2 separate regions of the Homo sapiens genome follow, and region 1 is linked to region 2. Evidence: read pairs that join two places in POLR2A ChIA-PET (ENCODE). Cell type or tissue: endothelial cell of umbilical vein. All regions are shown on one strand.

Region 1 (4,000 bases), 91 kb before region 2:
GAGCCACTGCACCCGGCCTAGAAATTTTTTTTATAGAGGTGGGGTCTCACTGTTGCCCAGGCTGGTCTCAAAATCTTGGACTCGAGAGATTTGCCTGCCTTGGCCTCCCAAAGTGCTGAGATTGTAGGTGTGAACCTACACCCACCTCCCTGCCCCAGCAGTTTCATAAGCTTTTACTGTGTTGTTATATAATCTTCATTATCCTTTTTAGTTATTACATAACCTTTTAGAACCATCCCTCCATTGTTTGGTTTTTCAAGTTATTATTAAATATCTTTATACTAGCTTTGCTTAGGATTATTTTCTTCTCATATTTTCTTCTCTCAGAGTCATTCAGTGGGTAAAGGATATGAACATTTTTGTGGTTCTTGATAAACACAGATAAATTCGTTTTTCACAAGGTTGTAAACATCAATTTGTATTGCCACTAGCAGTGTGCCTGAAATATTTCCTGTCTTGTGTTTGTTTTTCTGTTTTTGTTTTCACATGGAAATGTTAAAAATTTAGTGGAACCAGATTTGGTGATTTTTATTTCTGTTGTGGAAGTTCATCTGTTGTTTTAAAACCATCTTGGAAAGTCCTCTTTAGAGCAGTACTTCTTAATGAGGGTGTTGGGGAGTGGATTTTTTCCCCTTGGGACATTTTACGATGTCTGGAGAGGTTTTTGATTGTCGCTGCAGTGAGGTGAGGTGTGCTACTGGCATCCAGTGTGTGGAGGCCAGGGATGCTGCTAAACATTCCACAAGGTACAGGACAGCCTTCCTAACAAAGGATTCTACTGTTGACGTGTTGGGCTAGATAATTCTTTGTAATGTAGGGCTGTCCTATGCATTGTAGGATGTTTAGCAAACTCCCTGGCCTCTACCATCGAGATGTCAGTAGCTTCCCCACCTATTTTTGTTTTGGTAACAGCTTTATTGAGATATAATTAATATATCATAAAATTTACCTATTAAAAGTATACAGTTCAATGTATATTCACAGAGTTGTGCAATCATCACTGCAATGTAATGTTTTGTCATCCCCCAAAGAGACTCCATATCCTTTAGCTGTAATTCTCTCACAACCTTCACGTCCCTCTCAGCTATAGGCAACCATTAGCCTACTTTCTGTCTATGGATTTCCCAGTCTGGACCTTTTATATAAATGGACTTATCTAATATATAGTCTTTTTGGGTCTGGCTTCTTTTACTTAATATTTTTATCCGCAATTGTAGCATGAATCAGTACTTCATTCCCTTTTATGACCATGTAACATTCCATTTTATGGATATACCACATTGATTGTTTCTACCTTTTGGTTATTTTGAATAATGCTGCTGTGAACTTTGGTGTACAAGTTTTTGTGTAGACATGCTTCCATTTCTCTTAGGTGTGTATCTGGGAATGGAATTGCTGAGTCAAATGGTAACTCTATGTTTAAACTTTTAAGGAACTGTCAGACTCTTTTTCCAAAGTTCCTCCACCATTTTACATTCTCACAAGCAGTATATGAGGGTTCTGATTTCTGCACATCCTCATTAACACTTGTTATTATTGATGATAGCCATCATAGTGGGTGTGAAATGGTAATTTCTTGAGGTTTTGCTTTGCATTTCCTGATTACCGTTGGTATTATCTTTTATGTGCTTATTGGCCTTTGTATATGTTCTTTGGGGAAATGTCATTAATTTTCTTTGCCCATTTTTAGATTGGGTTATTTCTCTTTTTATTGTTCAGTTTAAGGAAGTTTTGTTTTTGTGGGGTTTTTTTAGGTTTTTTCGTTGTTTGTGTTTTTGAGGCAAGGTCTCACTCTTGTCACCCAGGCTGGAGTACAGTGGTGCGATCTCACCTCACTGCAACCTTGACCTCCTGGGCTCAGGTGATCCTCCCACCTCCACTTCCTGAGTATCTGGGACTACAGGCATGCGCTACCGTGCCTGGCTCATTTTTTATAGAGACAGGGTTTCACCATTTGCCCAGGCTGGTCTTAAATTCCTGGACTCAAGCAATCTGTTCGCCTCACCCTTCCAAAGTGTTGGGATTACAGGCGTGAGCCAGCACGCCGGGCCAGAAGTTTTAAAAATATATTCTAGATACAAGTCTCTCATCAGATACATTATGTGAAAATATTTTCTGTTCTGCTACGGGTTGTCTTTTCATTTTCTTAATGGTGTCATTTGATGCACTAAAAATTTTTAATTTGGATGAAGTCCAGCTTATCTTTTTTTTCCTTTTGTTACTCATGCTTTCTGGTCTTATCTAAAAACCATTTCCAAGTCCAACGTCATGAAGATTTATAAACATGTTTACTTGTAAGAGTTTGCATTGAGGCATTCACTCTGAGTTCATTTTGTATATGGTGTGGTAGGAGTCCAGATTCATTCTTTTGTGTGTGACTATCCAGTTTTCCAGCACCATTCGTTGAAGAGACTCTTCTTTCCCTGTTGAACGATCTTGGCAGCCTTGTCTAAAAAAGATTAACCATAAATGCGAGGGTTCACCTCTGGACTCTCAAGTCTGTTCCACTGATGTGTATGACTGTCTTTATTGTTTTCTATTATTCTTTTATGAGATTGTTATTCAGGTGCAGCCACAATAGGAGACACTGGAGAGGCTCAGGAAAAAACACAGTTTATCACACAGGTCCTAGAGACGAGGCATGCTGTGCCATGCCATGCTGGGCCACTTGGGGAAGACGCTAGGGTGGTTAGGAGGGAGGGGAAGGATTAGGCTACTGCCTTCATCGAGGTTTCCTTAGGGTAGGGCAGGGCGAACAGTTTAGTTTGAATAATTTTGGCATACTTTAGACTGGCGGGGTGGTCTCGTTGCCTGGCACCTGGCTCTGGGATGATTAGGTAGAGGAGTAGTGCCTCTTGGGGTATAAGGGCCAGATAGAGGAGATATGGCTCTGGATTTTGAATAGCTTGCATATTAAAGACATACTCCTAGCTGGGCCCTTTGTTATCTTTAAGAATTGGCTAGACCTTGGAGGGACAGTTTCTCAAATAGCTAGAAAGGTTCTTTAACATGTTAAACATCAGTATACAAGAAAAGCTAAAAGTCCATCTGTGCCAGTGCCATACTGTCTTGCTTACTGTAGCAGTGTGGTAAGTTTTGAAATTAGGAAGTGTGAGCCGGGCGCGGTGGCTCACGCCTGTAATCCCAGCACTTTGGGAGGCTGAGGTGGGTGGATCACGAGGTCAAGAGATCAAGACCATCCTGGCCAACATGGTGAAACCCCATCTCTACTAAAAATACAAAAATTAGCTGGCGTGGTGGCAGGCATCTACACTCCCAGCTGCTCGGGAGGCTGAGGCAGGAGAATCACTTGAACCCAGGAGGCGGAGTTTGCAGTGAGCCGAGATTGAGCCACTACACTCCAGCGTGGCGACAGAGCGAGACTCCGTCTCAAAAAAAAAAAAACAAAAACAAAAACAAAAAAAGAAATCAGGAAGTGTGACTCCTCCTACTTTGTTCTTCAAGACTATTTTTTTATTATGTTTGTTTTTCAAGACTATTTTGGTTATTCAGGGTTCCTTTTATTTCCATTTGAATTTTAGGATTGGCTTTTCTATTTCTGCAAAGCAGCCATCTGGGATTTTGATAGGGATTTTGTTGAATCTGCAGATCATTTTGGAAGTATCCTCAACTTAACAATATTAAGTCAATCTTCGAACATGGGATGTCTTTCTTTGTATTTAGGTCTTTGATTTCTTTCAACCAATGTTTTGTAATTATTGTACAAGTCTTGTGCATCTTATGTTAAATTTGTTCCTAAGCATGCCATTCTTTTTGATGGTAGTCTAGATGAAATTGTTTTTATAATTTCATTTTTGGATTATTCTTTGCTAGTATATGGAAATACAGTTGATTTTTGTATGTTGATTTTGTCTTCTGAAACCTTGCTGAACTTGTTTATTCGTTGCTATAGATGTTTTAATAGATTCCTTAGGATTTTCTATGTGCAACATCATGTCATCTGCAAATAGATCGTTTTACTTCTTTCTTTCCAATCCAT
Region 2 (4,000 bases):
ACCAGTGGGAGAGGAAGGCAAAATTTTGAATAAGATTTCTGAGACCCCCCACCACAAGCAAGAACAGAATCTCCACAGTCTGCTGAGCTGACAGTTTGCACCTTGGTCTCCTCCCATCTCCCCACCGTACTGTCCTGTTTGTCCTGAGGATGAGGAAACAAAGCAAGCCTCTGTCTGTCCCTCAGGACTCACTGAACTGCCCTTCCCCTCTGCTGGGCCATGACCACGGAGAACAGGTCCACTGTCCTCCCTCCTCTCTGCGTGTTGCATGACGGAGGCTCAGACTCTGCCCTCAAGGCTGGCAAGAAGACAGGGTGAGACATGAGCCTCCTGATACAGGTGACGGGTGTGGAGCCCACAGGACTGGAACCTCACACTGCAGGGCTGGAGGCACAGACTGAGTATTGACTATTCTATGGCCTGGGGTGCTCAAGGCACAGAGCTCCTCATTAGCCAAAGTCACCCAAGTTCCCCAATCTCTACAGATTTCCTCATAAGAATGCAGGAAGAAGAAGAGAAAAGGGAGTGTCCATAGAAGCTTTGGGGCTCTTCCTGTCATCAGGAGGAAGCTTGTGTGTATTATTCCCCTCTTTCTTTTCTTTTTAAAGATCCAACTGCTTTCATTTTCATCTTTTACTATGGGAAAATAGACCACGTATCAATACTAAAAGTTATAAATCTATATGATTTCATCTAGAATGGCCAGTATAAACATTGACAATTTCCACTATTTTTCAGTTGACAGTTGAATGACATTAAGTACATTCACATTGTTTAGCAACCATCACCGCCATCATCTCCAGAGCAGTTTTATCTTTCAAAATGGAAATTGCACCCATTCACCAAACTCTCCATTCCTCTCTCTCGCCCACCCCGGGGGCCACCATTCTAATTTGCAACTCTATGAGTTTAACTACTCTAGACACTTGATAGAAGTGGAATCATACCGTGGTGAATTTTTTTTTTTTTTTTTTTTTTTTTTTTTGAGACAGAGTTGTTCTCTGTCGCCCAGGCTGGAGTGCAGTGGCGTGATCTCGGCTCACTGCGACCTCCACCTCGTGGGTTCAAGCGATTCTTTTGTCTCAGTCTCCCGAGTAGCTGGGGTTACAGGCGTGCGCCACCACGCCCAGCTAGTTTTTGTATTTTTAATAGAGAAGAGCTTTCACCATATTGGCCAGGCTGCTCTTGAACTCCTAACCTTAAGTGATCTGCCTGCCTCAGCCTCCCAAAGTGCTGGGGTTACAGGTGCGAGCCACTGAGCCTGGTCGTGTTTATCCTTTTGGGATTTATTTATTTCACTGACGATAATGTCTTCAAGTTTCATCCATGTTGCAGCCTGTGTCAGAAGTGCCTGTCTGGTTTTTTGTTTTGTTTGTTTTTGTTTCATTTTGTTTTGTTTTGTGTTTACATGGAGTCTCACTCTGTCACACAGGCTGGAGTGCAGTGGCGCAATCTGGGTTCACTGCAACCTCCGCCTCCCGGGTTCAAGCGATTCTTGTGCCTCAGCCTCCCGAGTAGCCGGGACTATAGGCAAGCGCCACCACGCTCGGCTAATTTTTTGCATTTTCAGTAGAGACAGGGTTTCACCAAGATGTCCAGGCTGGTCTTGAACTCCTGACCTCAGGTGATCCGCCCACCTCGATCTTCCAAGATGCTGGGATTACAGGCATGAGCCACCGCACCGGCCAGAAGTGCCTGCCTTTTGAAGGCTGAATAGTCTTCCATTGTATGAATGCACTGCAGTGTGCTTTTTCGTTCATCTGTCCACGAACCCTCGGGTTGCTTCCACATTTTGGCTGTTGTGAATAATGCTGCTATGAATATGGGTGCACAAATCTCTCTTCCACTCCTGCCTTCTAATTCTTTTTGGTAGGTACCCACAAATGCAACTGCGGGAACATCTGATCATTCTGTTTCTAATTTTTTCAGTACATGCCATAGTATTTTCCCTGTTCCTTCACGGTTTTACATTCCCTCCAATCATATTCGAGCATTCCTACTTCCCTCTAGTCTCACCAATGCTTGTTTGTTTATCATATCCATCCTAACGTGTGGTATCACATTCTTGGGTGATTTGCGCTTCCCTATGATGAGTGATTTTGAACATCATCTTAGATGCTTATTGGCCATTGCTATATCTTGTTTAGGGACACGTCTACTCGAGTCTCCTGACCATTGTTAATGGGATGCTTTGGGTTTCTTGTTGTTTAGTTCTAGCTGTTCTTGATGTATGATGGATATTAGCCTCTTTTCAGATAGATGATTTGCAAATATTTTTCCTAATCCATGGGTTATCTTTTCACTCAGGTCACAGTGTTTTTTGCTGCACAGAAGTGTCTGTCATTTAGATGTAATCCAAGGAATCTAATTTTCTTTCGTTGCCTATGCTTTTGGGGTCGTATCCCAGAAAGCATTGCCCAATCCAATGTCATGAAAGTGTGGCCAATGTTTTCTTTTAGGCCTATGATACTTTTAGCACTTGGGGTTAGGTCTTTGATCCAGTTTGTGTTAATTTTTGCACCTGGTGTGACATAGGGTCCACCTTCATTCTTCTGCATGTGGAAATCAAGTTCCTCTGACACCATTTCTTGAAAAGGCTGCTTTTCCACCAATGAGCTTTCTTAGCACTCATGTGAAAAATCATTTGAACATATAGGTGAGAAGTTATTTCTGGGCTCAAAAACAAACAAACAACAAGAGACAACAGATAAGGATACAGCATGGGCCGGGTGCGGTGGCTCACTCCTGTAATCCCAGCACTTTGAGAGGCCGAGGCGGGTGGATCACGAGGTCAGGAGATCGAGACCATCCTGGCTAAGACGATGAAACCCCGTCTCTACCTAAAATACAAAAAATTAGCCAGGTGTGGTGGTGGGTGCCTGTAGTCCCAGCTACTTGGGAGGCTGAGGCAGGAGAATGGCATGAACCCAGGAGGCAGAGCTTGCAGTGAGCCGAGATCGCACCACTGCACTCCAGCCTGGGCAACAGAGCGAGACTCCATCTGAAAAACAAAACAAAAGAAAAAGCATGTTGGCCAGGCGGGTCTCCAACTCCTGGACTCAAGTGATCCGTGTGACTCGGCCTCCCAAAGTGCTGGGATCACAGGCCTGAGCCACCACACCTGGCCAAGGTTTCCGTTTTTCCTACATAGAAGTGAGGACATGAAATATTTGTCATTCTGTGCCTGGCTTATTTCATTTAATATACAGACCTGCAATCTCATCCATTTTGTCTGCAGCGGAGAGGATTTTCTTCCTTGTTAGGCTGAATAATACTTCATTGGGTGTGTATACCACAGTTTCTTAATTGAAACAAATTTCTAAAGAGCAAATATTTTTAAAATGTCTCGGAATGTGAAACTTCAGGGATACTGTGCCCATTTTATTCTTTTCTATTTCCCATCTTATGTATATGCAAGTGTATAACAAAGCAGCAATCAACGTGTGCATAAATCTATAACTTCAACAAACGTAACATGTAAATGCTAAGTGGTGGCTGGGCGGGGTCGCTCAGGCCTGTAATCCCAGCACTTTGGGAGGCGGAATCGGGCAGATCACCTGAGGTCGGGAGCTCAAGACCAGCCTGACCAAAATGGAGAAACACTGTCTCTAATAAAAATACAAAAAAAAAAAAAAAAAAAAAATTAGCCGGGCATGGTAGCGCATGCCTGTAATCCCAACTACTTGGAAGGCTGAGACAGGAGAATCGCTTGAATACGGGAGGCAGAGGTTGCAGTGAGCCGAGATCGTGCCATTGAACTCCAGCCTGGGCAACAAGAGTGAAACTCTGCCTCAAAAAAAAAAAAAAAAAAAAAGGAAAAGAAAGAAATAGAAAATGTGAAATGGTAAGAAAAAACAGCCTAATAGACATTTTTATGGTGTTGATGGACAATGCATTTGAAGATAATATTTGAAGAAATCATATTACGATTAATTTCTCTTCTTACTCATTGGAGCTTGATGCCTCTAAAAACTTCGTCATTGGAGGCCGGGCGCGGTGG

The links. Peaks named below come from ENCODE experiments on the same cell type or tissue, not always from the same donor. Only the 100,000 strongest peaks of a DNase experiment are listed, where the experiment ranks them.
Region 1: POLR2A ChIA-PET joins it to region 2 with 9 read pairs; 3 of 35 experiments call an interaction of 5 or more read pairs at or near these places.

Annotation. Positions count from the first base shown.
Region 1 is chr13:41,343,823-41,347,822 of GRCh38, forward strand. The region is part of intron 9 of NAA16 (N-alpha-acetyltransferase 16, NatA auxiliary subunit); the gene reads left to right. Among named protein-coding and RNA genes, the nearest start is that of NAA16, 35 kb to the left of the region's middle. In endothelial cell of umbilical vein, no CTCF peak of the experiment used is centred here; a DNase peak (open chromatin) is centred at 2,339; H3K27ac peaks cover 1,645 bases.
Region 2 is chr13:41,434,810-41,438,809 of GRCh38, forward strand. No RefSeq gene overlaps it. Among named protein-coding and RNA genes, the nearest start is that of RGCC, 21 kb to the right of the region's middle. RefSeq lists an enhancer at 92-592. In endothelial cell of umbilical vein, no CTCF peak of the experiment used is centred here; no DNase peak of the experiment used is centred here.